Linked DNA regions of Mus musculus: region 1 is linked to region 2. Evidence: chromatin contacts called from ENCODE Hi-C data. All regions are on one chromosome and are shown on one strand. Each heading gives the region's core, a stretch centred on a gene start or an enhancer-like site at or near the end of the contact. The rest is flanking DNA. Distances are from core to core; before and after follow the strand shown. Region 1 holds the start of Tshz3 (teashirt zinc finger family member 3). Region 2 holds the start of Dpy19l3 (dpy-19-like 3 (C. elegans)).

The links. Hi-C counts contacts between places; a loop is a spot of excess contacts on that map.
Region 1: a loop to region 2 is called in a map of heart, with 2.9 times the contacts of the local background. The contact joins the promoter of Tshz3 here to the promoter of Dpy19l3 in region 2. A Hi-C loop is called at or near these places in 2 of 37 maps with a recorded cell type or tissue (T-helper 2 cell and heart).

What each region holds. Positions count from the first base shown.
Region 1 is chr7:36,695,938-36,700,547 of GRCm38, reverse strand. It overlaps Tshz3 (teashirt zinc finger family member 3), which reads right to left and starts at 2,430. Exons shown (of 2, transcript NM_172298.3): 1 at 2,259-2,430. The coding sequence starts at 2,298. Gm36722 reads left to right here and starts at 2,326. Exons shown (of 3, transcript XM_030243157.1): 1 at 2,326-4,610. The coding sequence starts at 2,438. The coding sequence ends at 3,685.
Region 2 is chr7:35,753,043-35,757,948 of GRCm38, reverse strand. Dpy19l3 (dpy-19-like 3 (C. elegans)) reads left to right here and starts at 3,495. Exons shown (of 19, transcript NM_178704.3): 1 at 3,495-3,694.

The DNA of each region.
Region 1 (4,610 bases), core at 1,181-3,680, 940 kb before region 2:
AGCTCACTTACTGGCCTGGGCAACTCACAAGCATCCTAACCGTGGAATGGTTTTGTGTGGAGCCCTTCAGCCATCCTGCACCCCCTCCTCCACGAGTCCATTAGGCAGAGGCATTCTGATAAAGTAAATCCAAAACCAGAGTATGAGAAAGAAAGAAAGCACTCATTCTGCCAACTTCTGATTGACCATTAAGCTATTGATGAATGTGCCTGTCAGGAGAGAGACAATTAAATCAAATATGAAACAAAGTCGTTTTGACGGGTCATTTTGATAGAGCAAAGCCATTCTTCCATCTCCCATTAGTCGGGCAGTCAAGTTTTTATATAATGAATTTTCCTTAACTGACCTGAGATTTCCTGGCTGGCTTAGAAGTGCAAAAAGGTTAGTGAACAGGTTGCTTTAAAAAATAATAAAAATAATTTAAAAAATTTTTTTAAAAATCAAACCAACAGCACGTTTGAGAAAATTGTCCTATGGGCTGGGTGGAGCAGTAAAGAAGAGCTACAGAGTTCAAAATAAATGTAAAGATGCAACCACATATGTTTCATTGGATGGAGGCACGGATACCTTAAAAAATGTGTACCCGAAAAAGAAAGAAAAAAATCTAGACTGGAAGAAGCCCAAGACATTCCTACTACCCAACTTTGTAAAGGATGCCTCCAAAGTTTTAGAGTTTATTTTGGGTAGATAAGCTCACTGCTAAAAAGCTTGGAATTTAAAGGAGGAGGTGGGATGAGCAGGCAGCATCAGTGAGGAGGTGAGCTCTCTGTTGGGATCTTCAAACTTTCTAAATTTGGGTAACACTGAGAGTACAGAGGGAAAACATGCCTTCATTCTATGCACCAAACCAAGTTGAATCCCCCTCCCCCCTAAGGTTTCTTCACAACACTGTCAGACCAATACACTTCTGGGAGAAGTACCTTATGGTTGCTTCCCTGTGACCCTGGTAAAGAGACTGAAGGCCAGAGTGCAGCTGAGGTGGGAGCCCCGCTGGTCTGATGGCAATCACCAGCAGCAGCAGCCTGCATAGCACCATCACTAGCCTGTATCCCACCAGCACGTGGAACATTACCTCGGTGACCCTTCTTCGCTCAGCCCTCCCCTCTTTTATCAAAAGAGAAGTGAGAAGAAAGAAGATTAAAGAAAAGGACTCCTAAGCAACCTTCCCCTTCAGGCAGCGTCTGAGCCTCTGCACGTCTGAGTGTTATTCATATCAAAATACATCACGTCCATATGTGGTCCTCTCTCGGCAAGCCGCCCCAAATCCCTGAAGTTGCACTGACAGGGCCCTCCTGACGTCACGGAGCTTGGCCTCACTATTGCAAGTGATTTATTGATGTTTATTGGGAATGAATAGATCAAAGGCACAGGCATGACGGGCGATCAATCAGTCATCAAATCAAGGGTGGCAACCGGCCAGAAACCCTTCTTCCAGCCAACGTGCCCCCAACCGACATTATTGCAAAATAATGTTATGTGTGTGGGTTTTGTTTTGTTTTCAATGAATCTCTTTTCCAGAAGGAAAAAAAAAAAAAAATCAGCTCAGTCCTAACAGGAGTTGACGTTCCTGGCAGAAAAAGAGAGGGAGGGGGGAGTACTCAGATATGTCCCAGAACTAAGTGCTAGAAAAGGGTAGGGAGCAGCAGCGGAAAGAGAGGGAGGGGGTAAGAAGACATTCAGGAATGGAGGAAATGTCAGCATCCAACACTGACCTGACAGTCATCTGACAATACCCAGACCCAGTGCGCTCTGGTTTCCACCGCTGTACCGGGTTTGGGCCCAATAAATGAAGAATCAATCGAATTAGCAGTAAGGTGGCCAGAGGGATCCGCTAGCTCACTCTTGCTCGCTCTGGTCCCGGTAGTCACCGGGTACTGCCCGGGACAACGCGGAAGATGTCCCAGAGAACTCAGGTGACCCCGCCCGCCCCCCACCAAAAGGCACGGGTTGGAGAGCGCCTTCCCCGCTGCAGCCGGATCGGCAGAGGCGGGGACCTAAGCCGGCTCGGTGGTCCCCAGGAGGGTGTGCGAGCCGGTCGAGCGAAGAACATAGCGGGGCAACTGGGGGGCGCGCGCACCCGGGCAGGAGAGCCCCGAGCCAGCCGGGCTCCCGGAGTTACTCAGCGCCCGCAGAGACAGACAGAAAATGAGAGAGAGGCGAGGAGTGCGGCGAGCAACGCGGGGGCCGGCGGCCCAGAGGCGCGGCGCGAGCAGAGGAAGAGGAGGAGGACCGGAGGAGGAAGGGGAAGCCGCTCGTACCTGCTGCGCGCCGGGGCGCCTGCTGCTTCCTCCTCGGCATGATGCTTCTCCCGCGACTGCCACCGCCGCCGCCGCCGCCGCCGCCGCTGCCGGGCTGAGCCGAGGGAGGGAGGGGCGGCGGGGGGGGGGCGAGGCGGGCCTGCTCGCAGCCTCCCCCCCGGAGAGCGGCCGCCCGCAGGATGCTGCTGCGCCCCGGCTCTCCGCGTCCCCCCCTCGCTGCGCTCCGCCGCGATCCCCGAACGTGCGGAGGGAAGGAGGGCGGGCAAGGGAGGCGCGGGGAAGGAGGAGCGCGAGGGGGAGGAGGAGGCAGAGGAGGAGGAGGAGGAGGAGGAGGACCGCGCTGCCGGCGGAATGGGAAGTTTGACAAATCGCTCCAGAGGCCCGAGGAGGAGGGGGCGGGGAGGAGCGGTCGCCCTGCCCCCCCCCCGCCCCGTCCCCAGACGAGGTGCGCGGGGTTCGGGGCTGGGGGGCGGGGAGTGAAGGAGGAGAAGGCGGGCAGAGAGATGAGAGGAGGAGCCCAGGAGCGACCCCGGTCGGTCCTGCCCCGCTTCCCGCCCCCAGGCAGGGAGGTCAAGGCATGGGGGGGGGGGGGGTGGAGGGGGGGCGCAGCCGCCGCCGCCGCGGCCCGGGGCTCAGCGGTCCAGTCTTCTGCCCACGGCGCGGCTGGAGCGGCGGCGTCGGCAACAGGCAAGCTTAAAGGAAAAGGAGATGATCGTGTCACTCGCCTGCCCGCGGAGGCGCCCCCAGCCTGGGTCCTGGCCCGGACGCCTGCCCAGGGCCCCCCGCCCAAGTCCAGACACCCGGAGCTGGCCCTCCGTCTCCGCCCCGAGCGCTCTCGCAAAGGCGCGGGGTCCGCCCTGCGGAGCGCGTCCCGGGGCGCCCACAGCCCCCGCCCATCCCTCTTCCCCACCCGGTCTCAACCCCGGGCTGCTCCCGGCTGCCCCTCCCGGCCCACACTCCTCTCCACCCGCCGCGTGCAGCCCCAGAGCGCTCCCCTAGTTGGGATGGTACCCCTATCAAAGATGCCAGGGCCCCGGGGGTGCCCTGGAGAGAAGATGTGCGGGCTGACATGGGTGTGGGCTCTGGGTCTTCCCTCCTGGGACCTACAGTGGCTACCTCCTTCCGTTCCCCCACCCCACCCCCGCCACAAACTTTCCCAGGCTTGTTTCGGGGGTAAGCATGGGAGGGGGCACCTCCAAGTTTCCTTTACTGACTTTGGGACGATCACCGTCTCAGCACCCCGCGTCTCGCCCCCTTGGGCTACTGGCCGCGCCCCCCACCCACTGCGTCGGAGGTTGCCAAGGCGGGAACGGGGGAGGGAGAAGAAACTCGGGTTCCCCTGCCCATCCCCCGCCGGGGTGCGCCCTGGACAGGGTACTGCCCCAGCCGCTCCCAGCTTAGGGGCAGTTCTGGACGAAGGGGATTGATTATTGATTGAGTGATTGGGGTCGCAGAGGCTCCGGGCAGACTCGGCCGATGTGCCCCGGGAAGGAGGCGGCTGGAAGGCTGCGGTGGCGACAGGGCGACGTGGGCTCACTTACTCTGGTGGTGAGGGCGCGGGTGGGCTGGAATTCACGCGGGCGACCCTCGAGCGGTGGCGGCTGAGCGCCAGCCAGAGCTTGAGAGGCGCGGGCGGCGGCGCATCGATGCGCTGCGGGCTCGATTGCGTCTCCCTGGGCCAGCTCTTAGGCCGGGAATGGGGCGGCCGCGGCGCAGCGGGCTCTGGGCGGCGGTGGCTGGGGTGGCCTCTGGGCCCCCAGCTCCCGGGAGCAGCACTATATCTGGGTGCTCCGGCTGGGACCCTGAAACCCACGTGAGCCCCGAGGCCCACAGTCTACCCGAGGGCCGGCACCCTGCGCCCCAGGACTAGCTGCCTGAGCGCACTGGGAGCTGCAAACCCTGGCCTTCCTTTCTTGCTTCTTTTTTTCTTCTTCTTCCTCTTATTTTAAACTTATTCTTCTCTTCCCTCTTATTCAGCCCTGTCTCTTTTTCATGCTTTCTTTGTGGTTGGTTTTTCAAGTTTGTTTTAAAAGTTCACAGCGTGCTTTCTTTTTCTTATAGACCAGGAGACCAAGATCTCACCCTACCGGTAAGATCAAAAGTCTCCGCTCGCCCCCGGCCGGCCGGCTTGGGCTGGGTCCAGACGCCTCCCTGAATGCAGATGTGTGGCTGCTGTCCTCCGGGGCTATAAAGCCGGCTCCAGCGCCTAGGCGCTCGAGAGTTGAGTTAACCCGGTGTGGATCCCGGGCGGAGTCGAGAGCCAGAAGCCGGCTGCGGCTGAGCTCCCGAGCTGCCTGTGTGTGTGTCGCGTACCCGTGGGTGGGTGCGCCTGGGGTGTCTGATGCCTGCGGC
Region 2 (4,906 bases), core at 2,246-4,745:
ATATTATATATTATTTATAGTCTGTATTATGACATACATAGTATATATTATAAATACAATGTAGTATATTATAATATATAAACTATATATAATATATTATCACATACTATAATTATATTATATTATATATCATACATTAAATTTTATATATTATATAAAAATTACTTATATATCTATAAATATATACCCTAATATCCAGTTAAATGGGAATATATAAAAGGAAATATACATCATGCCATGTCCATATTGATGATCAGTATTGCATTGATTACCTATCACTGTATATATAATAAAAGCCCCCTTCCCAAACCTGTCCCCTCACAACAATAACCATCTACTGTCTCAGAGTTTCGATGTATAAGAGTGATAAGCAGAGGTGGTTCTGCCCAGGATGGATCCTGCTATCAGCCGAAGCTGTCCAGGAGCTCCCCGATCTACTAACAGGGTAGCTCACTGGCAAGTGGCTGACTGGAGGCTGCTCCACAGGCCGCTGGGGTAGCCTCAAGACATAACCCTGAAATCCTCCCCTAAGTGAGCAATCCAACAGAAGCCAAGGCTGACACTGGACTGCCCTGTGTCCTAGCCTCACAATTCAGTCATACAGAACTGGGGCTTCCAGCCCCAGCCCAAATCCTGTGAAAGTGAGAAGGGAGAAAGGCTGCCCCCTGCTGTCTCCACCATGAAGTGATCAGCCCACCTTTACATTGCCCTCCCTCTACCACAGACGCCTAGGAAACCCCCAGGTTTCAGAGGTTATGTCTTGAGGCTACTCCAACAGCCTGTGGGGAGAGCCCTGTGAGCAGCAACTAGCCTAGAGCCAGCTGCCAGCCCTGCGGTGGCTGATCAGGCAGTTCTAGGTCAGCTTTCCTGAGCAGAACCAGCTCTGCCTATGTTAACAAAACAAAACAAACAAACAAAAAACCCAACTCCCCTATAAGTTGTTAAACACTTCAAGCCTGCTTTTATTTTTCTCTTTTGATGCGTCCCACGGTCCTGACTGCTCAAGTCAGAAACCTAGGAGCCCGCAGAGCTTCCTCCCTCTTCTTACATAATCCGTACAGACACCCACACTACTCCAGCTGCACGGAGCACCTAAATATCCCAGATCTGCTGCGTTTTCTTCATCTCCATGGCTATCACCCAAGTTAATACTTTTTAAAAGACTTACTTCTATTTAAAAACGTTTAACAATGTCTTTTATGTCTATGTTTTGCGTCTGCACTGTATGGATGCATTGCCCACTGAGGCCAGAAGAGGGCATCAGATCCCAGAGGACAGGATTCACTGAGAATGTGGGTACTGGCAATCCAATGGAGGTTCTCTGAAGGGGAAGCCAGTGCTCTTCGCGGCTGAGACATCTCTCCAACCACCCCCTTATTTATATTTTTTTATGAATGTTTTGCCTGCAAGTCTGTATACCCCGTGCATGCTTGACGCCCTTGGGGATCAGAAGATGGCATTAGATCTCCTGAAATGGGAGTTACAGATGGTTGTGAGCCACCATGTAGGTGCTAGGAACTGAACCTGGGTCCTGTGACTTTAAGTATGATTCTAATTACATCTTTAAGATCCAGTTTTATTTGTGTGTCTGTGTCTGTGTGTGTGTGTGGGGGGGGGGGGGCGGAGGGGTCCCAGGGAGCCAGAAGAGGGTGTTGGAGCATCTGGAACTGAAGCTACTGACTCACATGGGTGTCGGAGCCTAACTGTGGTGCACCAAGTACTCAATCTCTGAGCCATCTCTCCAGCCCCTCCTCTTGCTTTCTTCATTCATCAGAGTGATTCCCGAGGGACACCTGTCAGCACTGCCACTGACAACATCACAGGAGAGCAGGAAGGCTCTTTATAGGACTTTTATTGTATGTGTATCGGTGTTTTACCCGAATGTATATATGTGCACCATATGCCTGTCTGATGCCCACAGAGGCCAGAAGAGAGCATCAGATGCCCTGGAACTGGAGTTACAGATGGTTGTGAGCTGCCACATGGATTCTGGAACCAAACCTGGGTCTTTTGGAGGAGCAGCCCTTAGCTGTTGAGCCATCTCTGCAGCCCTAAGGTAGGATATTTTTAGTGTAAATAAAGGTTAGTAAGCATCGCCCTTGAAACTCCAATCTGGGGGGGAAAGGAATGAGGCCCAAAGGTCAAGTACACTCGGGCCTTAAAGCAGACCCTGTTTAACATAAGATCCATGAGAGGAACTCATCATTTCTGTTAGCAAACTTTACAGCAAGTATTCTGTGCTGGGATCCTTGCCTGCAGCTGGCGAGGGTTCATCTAGATCTGCAGTGGAATGGGGGAAATTCCTTCTCCTTCCTCCATAATTTCCCTTGCCTTTCTATCGTGCTTCACTACAACTCATCGTCTTGCTGCATGCTTGTGACAAGCCAGTACTCTATGTCTCTGCATATGGCCCAGGCAAGAGTTGGACTTGTCATCCTCCTGCGGCAGCCTCCTTCCTCAGCAGGACTACAGGAGCGCCATCTAAGACCTTAAATCTCAGACTTTACTCTTAGTGCGCACCCACTTTCTATGAGAAGCACTACGACCCGACGTTCTTATGACAGTTCTTGCCTCGTGTTACAGACATGAAGCAGCAGCTGAATACTGTTCCCCTCAGGGACATGCGCCTCACACCAGTTACATGTTCCACAAATCACTTTAAGTAGGTGTGGGGTGAGGGGCTATCTAATAAAGCATTCTGAGCAGTGTGTTCTTGGTATTAACAGTCGACAACCAAAAGAGAAAAAGATCTATCAGGGACAGGTAGCTAAGAAAGGCAGGGTGTATGGAACAATTTTTGTTGGAATTAGATGACAGGCTGCCTTTTCGTAGGTACTGATCTCAGTGGGCCATCCACTACCAAAACTCAGTCTGGCGCACACCTTCCTTTAGTCACAGCACTCAGGAGGCAGAGGCAGACGTGAGGCCAAATTGGTCCACACGCAATTTCAGGCCAGCCAGAGCTAGAAAGTGAGACCCTGTCTCAAAGAGAGGGAAAAGATGCTGACAAGCAGTTTAAAGATAAGAGGAACATCTAGGACTCAATACTGAAGGTGCATGTTAAGGAGGAGAATTAACAACAAAGGCCAGAGCAGTACTACGGCGGCGGCGGGAGGATGGGTGTGGATGGGTTGGGGGTGTGGGGACTGAGAGGCATGTCTTTGGAGACCCAAAAGTGTCTGCGGATTTTATCACTAAACAACGTCGAAAGTGCATATAGCCGGACATTGGAGGCAGGAGGTAGAGCTGGGAAGGTCCCCCGAGACTGGGTAACCTTTCTTCGGGGCACCAGGGACTCCGAACACAGGAACAAGCCAAGCTTAAGACCTGCCTCGGAGCCTAACACCCCCAAAACAGCCCTCTGAGCGGAAGTGTACCTCTTCCTTCCGGTGTGCGCCGCACGAGACGGGGCGGGGCAGCGCGGGAGGCGGGGGCGGGGCCTTGCGTTGACGAACAGCTGCCGGGACCAATGAATGCAGCGGTAGCGGCCCGGCCTCCCCGGCGCGCCCCTTCCCCGGGCTGTAGACGCCCCCCAGGCCCATCCTTGCAGCGCGCCGCACAGAGCCGGGAACAGCTGGGTCCTCCTAGTCTTCACCTCGCTGTAGCCCGTGAAGTGGGCGCGTCCCTAAGGCCTGGGTGCTCGGGGTGCTTCTTTGCCAACCCGAGCCGCCCCTGAGGACTGCTGAGGCCGCAGGTCTGTGGCTGGGGGTCGGGCCGCGAGGGGACTGGACGCGCAGTGTCTACGGGACACGTGGGCGGGGCGTGGGAGGGAGCGTCTCAGAGCGGGAGCGAGTGTCGCGAGGTTCCCCGGGCCGGCTAGCACCTGGTCCTCGCGTGGGCTCGCCAGGTGCGCAGGGGAGTGGCTCCAGGTGCGGGGGAGTGGCGCGCGTCCTGGTCAGTAGTCCAGGAATTGCCTTAGGGTCTCTTTGCTAATGTCTGGCAGGGCTTTGAGTCCGGCTGGCCGGAGCAACTTTTTGTTTCCTAGTTGGGGAGGCTGTTGCCATGCAGACGGGAAATGTAATTAGCACCTGGCATGTTTGTTAACTTTCTGCTTTACCAGGCTCAGGGTAGATGTAAGGTGGGCCCCCTGTATAGCCCTAACCCGCCGAGGGCTAGCAGGGAGGGTATAACTCCTCAAGAGGGGACAGGATTCCAGCTGTGGCTGCAAGACTTTGAAAAGATTTCTTCTCTCCCCCCCCCCCCCCCGTTTCTTGTGCTTTTTGAGCACACTGCATTTGAGTCTGTGTTCAGTCTGAGCATTTTTGAATGAATGAATCTTAACAAAAGCATTGTGTGGTGTTGGCTTCCTCTGTTGTATTTAGCAAGAGCCTTTCCGTTAGATAAACATAGACTTTGGTAACTAGAGTGCAGGTTGGATTAGCTGCCGAAACAATCGCGTCTGGCTACTCCTCATCTTTAATAGATAATTAGTAAAACGCTATTCATTAGTCAGAGGAACCAGGCAAGATGTTCCCGGGGGACTGAAGCCAGCTTACTCACCACCACCACACCCCCGCCTCCCCCTCATAGCTTCCAAACTAGGTAACTGCTCCCGCAGCTACACCCACAGTTGCTCCCCAGAGAGAGCAGCCACCCTGACTGGCACAGCCCCGCACTGTCTTACTGTCTTTGACATCCAGGCATAAAGCTTAGCAGGGATTTTTTTTTTTTTTCAAAGAACACAGGTGCTAAAATTCAGGTATCAGAAACAGTGTTTCAGTTCTTCAAAATCTGGCTGTCACAAGTTTACTAGGAATCCCTCCCACGTGGTCAGTTCTGTGGGAATAAATCAGACCCACTACTTTCTGTAGGAACTGTAGAAAATAATGTAAAACTGTGTCACGCAACAAATCCCACAGTTAGTGTTACGGAATCAGGGAGGGAAAACATCACAAGGGTGCAGCAT